Regions from separate parts of the Homo sapiens genome. Here region 2 is linked to region 1. A link is an interaction called in ENCODE POLR2A ChIA-PET data of the cell type or tissue named here. Cell type or tissue: PC-9. All regions are shown on one strand.

Region 1 (4,000 bases):
CAAGTCAAAATGACATAGGAACTATTTTGAGGGCTCCCACTGGCCCGATCAGGGAGAATTTAAGCATCAAAATAAATAATGGTAGCCATGAATTATGACCCATTGAGTAAATAAATAAAATTCATATTGATATAGTTTATGCTGATATAGATAAATGAATAAATAAATAGAGAAGGGAAAACTTTTATTTACAGTAAAATGCCAACAGATGAATATAGAAGTAATTATTAAATTAGGAAAAAACACCCTTTGACAACCATCATAGTAAAAATTGATTCAAGAAAGGATCATCAATAGACGCTAAAATTTGTGGGTAAAAATTTGATGAAAAAATGAGGAATTTACATAGTTTTAAAGTATCTCCCTATAAAATACTTATTAATTACAAAGGGAAAAATACTGAGTCTACACTAAGAAACATGGCAGGCACCATCTTAACTAAGTGATCAAAGTTACCACCACCAGTAATAGGACAAATAGACAACATATGCCTCCCCGTAAGGATAAGACATCCTTTCTGGTATTCCTGTCAAATAATTAGATTCAATAACCTGAATCTATCATGAAGAAATGATAGACAAATCCAAATTGTGGGGTGTGATCCTGTCTCCTGACATTACCATCCACGTATACTGCCCTCCTACACTGAAAAGGGCTGATCTGTACAATCAATTGGATATTCTGGAGTTAACATATTGTGATTTCTGAGGACAGGTCACAAAGGACATTATGGCTTCTTCTTTCTTGTTCTCAGAGACGCTAGCTGGCATGTCACGAGGACACTCAACACACAAGCAGCGAGCCCTATGGCAAAATCCACGTGGTGAAGAATGAAGCTTCCAGCCAAAGGCTGGTAAGTGAGCCATCTTAGATGTGGATTCGCCTATCCCAGTTAACCCTTCAGATGACTGCACCTCCAGCTGGTGTCTTAACTGCAATCTCCTGAGCGATCCCAAGCCAGAACCACCTGACCGACCCACAGAAACTGTGAGATCATAAATGTTTATTCTTGCTTTACACCACTACCTTCAGGGTAATTTGTTATTATAATAGATAACGGACTTAAAAGTCATTCTCCAAAAATAATTGTGGTGTATTCGTCAAAAATGTAAAGGTCATGCAATACCAAAAATGCTGAGGACATTTTTCCAGAATAAAGAACTGGGGGTGGGGGGAAGGCATAATGATCAAACACAATACATGATCCTGAAATGATTCTGGACCAGGAAAAACAAAGGTTGGTTTCTATTGTTGTTATTGTTTTTACCATAACACAGGTTATTGAGATGATTGTCAAAATTTAAATACAGATGGTAGCTTATAGTCTTGTGTCAATGTTAAGTTCTTATTTTTGATCATTGCACTCTAGTTATGGAACAGAAAGTCCTTAGTGAACCATTTAGAATAGGAATAAATGCTAGATGGTTCCAAAGTAATAATTATATAATTATAATTATATAATCACATATATGTACATATATGTCTATAGAGAAAGAATAGAGAATGGTAAAGAAAATACAGCAAAATGTTAACATGCAGAGAATCTGGGTGACAAGTATATGGGAATTCTCTGCAGTACTCTTGAAACTTTTCTGTAGAGATTACTTCAAAATAAAGAACAGAGCAGAAGTGGCTGCTGTTCCTAAATTCCCTAAGTAAACTTACACTGCTTTTTCAAACTGGGAGATGAATCCACTAATAGGTTTTGAAATGAGTTTGGTGGATTTCTAATAAGAATAGGATAGCCTAGCCTAGTCTAGCATAACACAGCATGGCACAGAGGACGAACATTGTAGATTACTAAGGGTGAGTACTAACTTGTGAAAGTTTTGTTTAAGTTCTAGTAAGAGAAACAAGTGAGTGTAGTGGGTTGCGTGGTCAAAAAAGTGGGGAAGCCACCGCAACGAGGGGTGAGTCTGAGCCAAAGAGTGGCTCAGAGCTCCCCGCCCACCTCGTGCCGGGCCGTCCCTCCCGCTTGTCCCACCCTCACCGGCGCCGCGTCAGCCCCCAGGCCGCCTGCAGGTGTGCGCTCAGAACTAGCACGTGTGCCGGACACTATTTAAGGGCCCGCCTCTCCTGGCTCACAGCTGCTTGCTGCTCCAGCCTTGCCCTCCCAGAGCTGCCGGACGCTCGCGGGTCTCGGAACGCATCCCGCCGCGGGGGCTTCGGCCGTGGCATGGGCGCCGCGGGCCTGCTCGGGGTTTTCTTGGCTCTCGTCGCACCGGGGGTCCTCGGTGAGCTGGGAGGGGGAGCACGGAGGTGGGGACGCGTCCCGGGCAGGGAAAGTTTCTGTGCCGCGATGCAAAGCAGGGGGCCAAAAGCGAGACGGTGGGGGCAGTGCTCGACGCGTGTCCGCCTCCCGCTAGCTTTGAGGGACCACTGCAATAAACCGCCTGGTCCTGATTGTCCCCACTGGCCCCTCCGGGAGCTGGGACCTCCAGAATTGGAGGCTGCGCCACAGAGGGGCGCTGTCTGGTCGGCCCGGTGTGGCTGGCGGCGTGCGGGTGCTCGCGGTCTCCTGCCGGGCTCCCCGCCCCCAGGATTCTGCAGGTGCTCATCGCTCTCTGGCCGGCGGTCAGCGCTACCGCTCGCCACGGGAAACCTACCCACTGCATGAGGCACCAGCTAGCCACGTGAGGCTGTTTCTGTACACCCGAACCGCGCTCTTGCCCAGCAAAAGCGGCAGAACCTCGGCTCCCTTCCCTAAATAAGAGTAAGACCTGGTTCCCAAGCATGGGTCTCAGATTTTCTGAACTCTAATGTGATATTGGTAGAGATCCTAAACATTAACCATCCGTAGTTATTTTTGAGACATGGATTAAAACTATTGTTTTCTTCTTGTTATTAACCTACTGTAATGGTGTGGACGTCCGCAAAGGTCTCATTCACCGTTTATTATATCTTTTTTTCCTCCAGATTGGCTTGATTTTAAAGAAAGATTATAATTAAGATTAGCGTCTCTTGGCTACAGGATGGGTCTAAGTTTCTAATTATCTCCACGGTACCGTGCATTCCTAGTTTATAAGACGTTTACTGTGTGCAGACCTCAATAACTGGGTGACTTTTGGCAAGTCATTTAGCTCCCTGATCTTCAGTTTCTTCATCTGTAAAATGAAACTAGTGATTAACTGGCCTTCCACCTCACTGAGCTGCCCTGAGCACAGATGAAACTAAGCAAAGAAAGTTGGATGTTAGTCGTTACTACTAAATATCAGTAATAAGCCTCCTGTACAGACTTGATTTTATGGAGCCAGCATTTAAGCTAACAAGCTGGGTGTCCAATTGTTTCTATGGACATCCAGCTTATTGAGGTGTCTGGAATACAGCACATATTAGTTTATTACAACTTTTTGCTTTCCTGACATTTTACTGTCTCCTGACCCTTAAACCTTTCTCCAGACCATTATCTTCATCTCTTTTCTTTTTCTGCATATTAACTCCCTTTGAACAAATGTATATTCACACTTTTTCTAAGAGCAGAGTACGTCCCTGACTTCTCACCTATTTCTAAATTTCAAAGAGGATATTATCAACTGAAAATCAAATTCTTCACCAGTCCTGCCAATTCAGGGCCACAGCAGCAGCATCATGTAGGTCACTTAACTGGAGCCCCATGAAATACCAGGTCTACCTATCAGCCATTCAAGCTACTGTGCTTCTGTTGTTTGTCCATTTCTCATTTTTGTACCAGTATTCCCATCCTAAGCATTATAATTACCTGTGTAACAACCTCATCTCTTTTAAGAGATTTTGGTTCTTATGATTGGAAAGGTTAAAGAGTGACCTATAGGTCACTTTCCAATTATGAAAACAAAAAATTAAGAAATATATATATTTTCATTATTTCACTCCATTGTTCAAAAATCTAAAAGGCCTCCAGTGGAAGAAAATCTGGTGTCTTCAGCCTTTCTAGCCCTTTGGAATGGGATCTCACCGAAGCTCACACCCCCTGATTTCTCCAGCTGCCTGTCTTGTATGCGCTGCTCATGGTCTTCCCCAC
Region 2 (4,000 bases), 65 kb after region 1:
AATATTGCTGGATTCAGTTTCATAATATTTTGTTCAGAAAATTTGCATTTATATTCTCAAGAGATCTTGGGTTATAATTTGCTTTTATTTTAATGTCCTTATCAGGTTTGGGCATCAAGATTATGTTGGCCTGATAAAATGTGTTAAAAATTATTTATTTTTTCTAGTGTCTGGAACAATTTGTGTAACATTATTTTTCCTTATATGTTTGGAAGAATTCAGCAGTGAAGCAATCTGGACCTGAGGGTTTGTTGTTGTTGTTGTCAGGATTTAATATCTTTAATAGCTGTAAAACTATTATTTTATATCTTATTGAATTAGTTTGGGTAAGTTATATTTTTCAAGGAATTTACTCATTTTATTTAGATTTCCTAGGTTATCAGCATAATGCTGTTTATTATAGTCTCATATTAGCCTTTGGATGCCTGTAAGTTCTGTAGTGATACCCTTACACTCATTAATTTCTGATATTGGTAATTTCTTTTGCTTCTTTTTCCTTGATTAGTTTTACCGGGGCTTTATCAATTTTACTAAGCTTTTCAGAAAAACAACTTTTAACTTTCTTGTTTTTTCTTTAGTTTATGACTATTTTCTCTTTTATTGATTTCTGCTTTAAGCTTTGTGTATTCCTCCAGTCCTAAATTCTTGATACTAATTAATTTGTTTCCAACCTTTATTTTTCTAATATGTACATTTAACCTATCAATTTTTCTCTAAAACTGTTTTATTTATTTCCAACAATCTTTATATTTTTATTATCATTGTACATAAAAGCTTTCTAATTTCACTTTTAATATCTCCTCTGACCCATAGGCTGTTTAGAAGGGCATTGCTTAATTTCTAAATATTTAGAGATCTTCTAGTTATCATTCTTTCATTAATTTAATCATTTGAGACATGGTTTATTGCCCAGAATATGGACGATTTTGGTAAAATGTTACATATGCACTTGAATGTACAGTTATTTTGCTTCATTTTCTAGAAATGTCATTTAGGAAAATGTGGTTTAGAACAGTCTTTTTTTCCCCCTCCACTTGTTCTCTCAGTTATGGAGAAGCATGTGTAAAATATCTGTATTAGTTTCCCAGGGCTGCTGTAACAAATTACCACAAACTTAGTGGCTTCAAAGAAGAGAAATTTACTCTCTTAACAGTTTGGAGGCCAGAAATCCAGTTAAGATGTCAATAGGATTGGTTCCATCTGCAAGCTGTTCTGTGCCTCTCTCCAGGCTTCCTTCCAGTGGCTGCTGGCAATCGTTGATGTTCCTTGGCTTGTAGATGCATCATTTCCTTCTCTGTCTCCATCTTCTCATCGCCTTCTCCTCTGTGTGTGTCCTTTGCTCTTCTGTCTCCTATAAAGACACTGGACATGGATTTAGAGGCCACCCTGGCAATCCAGAATGGTCACAGCTCGAGATCATTAACGTGATTGTATCTACAAAGACTCTCCAAACTGGGTCATATTCACAGGTTTCAGAGATCAGGACACAGATATTTTTTAAGGAGGACAGTGGTTATTCAACCCATTACAATCCCCAACTACAACTATGAATTTGTCTGTCTTTCCTCTTTGTTCTAGCAATTTTTACTTTATGTATTTTAAACATGTTATTAAATGCATGAAATTTTTGGTTTATTCTTTCTGCTGAATTGACTATTTTATCATAATGAAATGTCTCTCTTTACCTCTCATAATACTTCTTACCTTAAAATCTACTTTGCATATTAATACAGCTATATAAGCTTTCTTTATTGTTTTTATATTATATGTGTTTTAAATCTTTTACTTTCAGCCCTTCTTTGTCTTATATTTAAAGCTTGTCTCTTATAAACATCATATAGTAAGGTTTTGTTGTTTTATTCAGTCTTAGTTGTTCATTGGTGTGTTTGGAACATTAAAATTTAATAATAAAAATTAAAAATAAATAAATTTAATATAGTTACTGATATAAAGTCTAAGTCTTGGTATTTGTTTCATGTGTTTGTTCCTTTATTCCTCATTTCTCACATTTTTTAATTCATCAAGTATTTTTATTATTCTATTTCCCCAGTAGCTTTTAAGTTATATTCCATTTTTTATTCTTAAATGACTACTCTAGAGATAGACATCCTTGATTTACTATAGTCTGCTAAAATTGTACTTTTACCACTCTCCAAACAACGCAAGTACCGAAACTATTAATAGTTAATTCCATTTATGTCCTCCCCCTCTTTTTGTATTGTTGCCATACGTTTTGCAAAAAGAAAAGCTTCAGCTGAATTAAATTTAAAAGAGTTTAATTGAGCAATGAACGATTCGCAAATCAGGCAGCCTCCCGAGCCAAAGTAAGCGCAGAGACTCCAGCCCAGCTGCAATGGGGGAAGAGGATTTACCGACAGAAAAAGGAAACTGACGTACAGAAAACAGAAGTGAGGTACAGAAACAGCCGATTGGTTATAGCTCAGCGTTTGCCTTATTTGAAAACAGTTCAAACAGTTGGCCACATTTGATTGGCCAAAACTCGGTGATTGGCGTAAGAGTAGTCTGCGGTCTGTTTACATCTTCACTTGTTATAGTTTGCAGTTTACAGAGAAACCTTTAGGCTGAGCTTAAACTACGTAAGGCTTTAGGCTAAACTTGATTTAACGATTTACATATATTCTATATTTCAAAGACACTGTTGTCTTTATAAAAACAGTATTTATTTATATTTACACCTTAGTGAATTCTTAGAATTTTTATGTTGCCTCAGCATCCATTTAGAATATGTTTAGCTTTCTCATGCCAGAAGCAGGGCTTAGTCACCCTTAATGCCCTTTCTAGTTCTGTACCTCCTCCCAATTTTGCAACGTGGTCGAGCCAGATATCTGCCTTATACAACTGCCTCCTGGTGACCACCTCTCTATGGGACAGCTAGATAAAACCTACTTGACTAGCGTCCCTGACCTCTGTGCCCTGCATGGACTTCGCAGATATGCTGCCGTGACCACCTCTCAGTCGCAGCACGACTGCCTGGAACATGTGCCTGCTTTCTTTAAACTCACCAATTAGAACTCCCCATGGGAGATACCTTGGCTTGTAGATGCAAGATGCTGGGTCATACTCTGGTCCCCAATAAAGGCATTGGCTGATGGGTCCCCTTCTCTCTGTCTGTCTCCTCGCGCTGACCAACCTCTGTGTGATCTTCAGGCGTGCCATACCCCCAGCCCGTAATAAAATCTTTACTGCCATCTTGTGTTTCTTGTAATGACTGAAGAGGTTTTCTCTATCATAAAGATCCTAAATGAAAACATACCCGCATATGAGCTCTTTCTGGTGTGTTTCCTTCTTATTGCAATTCTGTCAATTCTATATGAAACTATTTTCCTTCAGCCTGAAAAAGTCTCTTTGGCATTTTTGTATTGTAGAGCTTCTGACAACAAATTCTTTAAACATTTTTCTAAGTGTGGTTCCTCTGAAGGTTATTGTCCATGTTTCCTGGCTGCTTTTAAAATGGATTACACTTTAAAACAGATTTTTTACAATATTATTGTGTTGTGTCTAGGTAAGAATTTCTTTGTATTGCTTGGGTTTGCACATTTTTTTTTTTTTGGTTGTTTTTTTTTTTTTTTTTTTTTTTTTGACAGAATTTCACTCTTATCACCTGGGCTGGAGTGCAGTGGTGGGATATCTCGGCTCACTGCAACCTCCGCCTCCGGGGTTCAAGTTATCCTCCCACTTCAGCCTTCCAAGTAGCTGCAATTACAGGCCTGTGCCTCCATGCCTGGCTAATTTTTACCCTTTTAGTAGAGATGGGTTTTCACCATGTTGACCAGGCTGGTCTCAAACTCCTGACAAGAGGTGATCTGCCCACCTCGGCCTCCCAAACTGCTGGGATTACAGGCATGAGCCACCGTGCCAGGCCTGTATAGCCTTTTGAACCTGTAATTTAATGATGTCTTGCATCAGTCTTGGAAAATTCTCAGTTATTAATTCTTCAAATGTTGTTTATGCTCAGTTCTCTCTCTCTTCTCATCGAGGG

What was found. Peaks named below come from ENCODE experiments on the same cell type or tissue, not always from the same donor. Only the 100,000 strongest peaks of a DNase experiment are listed, where the experiment ranks them.
Region 2: POLR2A ChIA-PET joins it to region 1 with 8 read pairs; 4 of 35 experiments call an interaction of 5 or more read pairs at or near these places.

What each region holds. Positions count from the first base shown.
Region 1 is chr1:207,452,243-207,456,242 of GRCh38, forward strand. CR2 (complement C3d receptor 2) reads left to right here and starts at 2,086. Exons shown (of 20, transcript NM_001006658.3): 1 at 2,086-2,234. The coding sequence starts at 2,177. RefSeq lists silencers at 1,925-2,154, 2,535-2,644. In PC-9, a CTCF peak has its summit at 2,409; a DNase peak (open chromatin) is centred at 2,019; H3K4me3 peaks cover 2,018 bases.
Region 2 is chr1:207,517,394-207,521,393 of GRCh38, forward strand. All of the region lies in intron 4 of CR1 (complement C3b/C4b receptor 1 (Knops blood group)), which reads left to right. Among named protein-coding and RNA genes, the nearest start is that of CR1, 23 kb to the left of the region's middle. In PC-9, no CTCF peak of the experiment used is centred here; no DNase peak of the experiment used is centred here.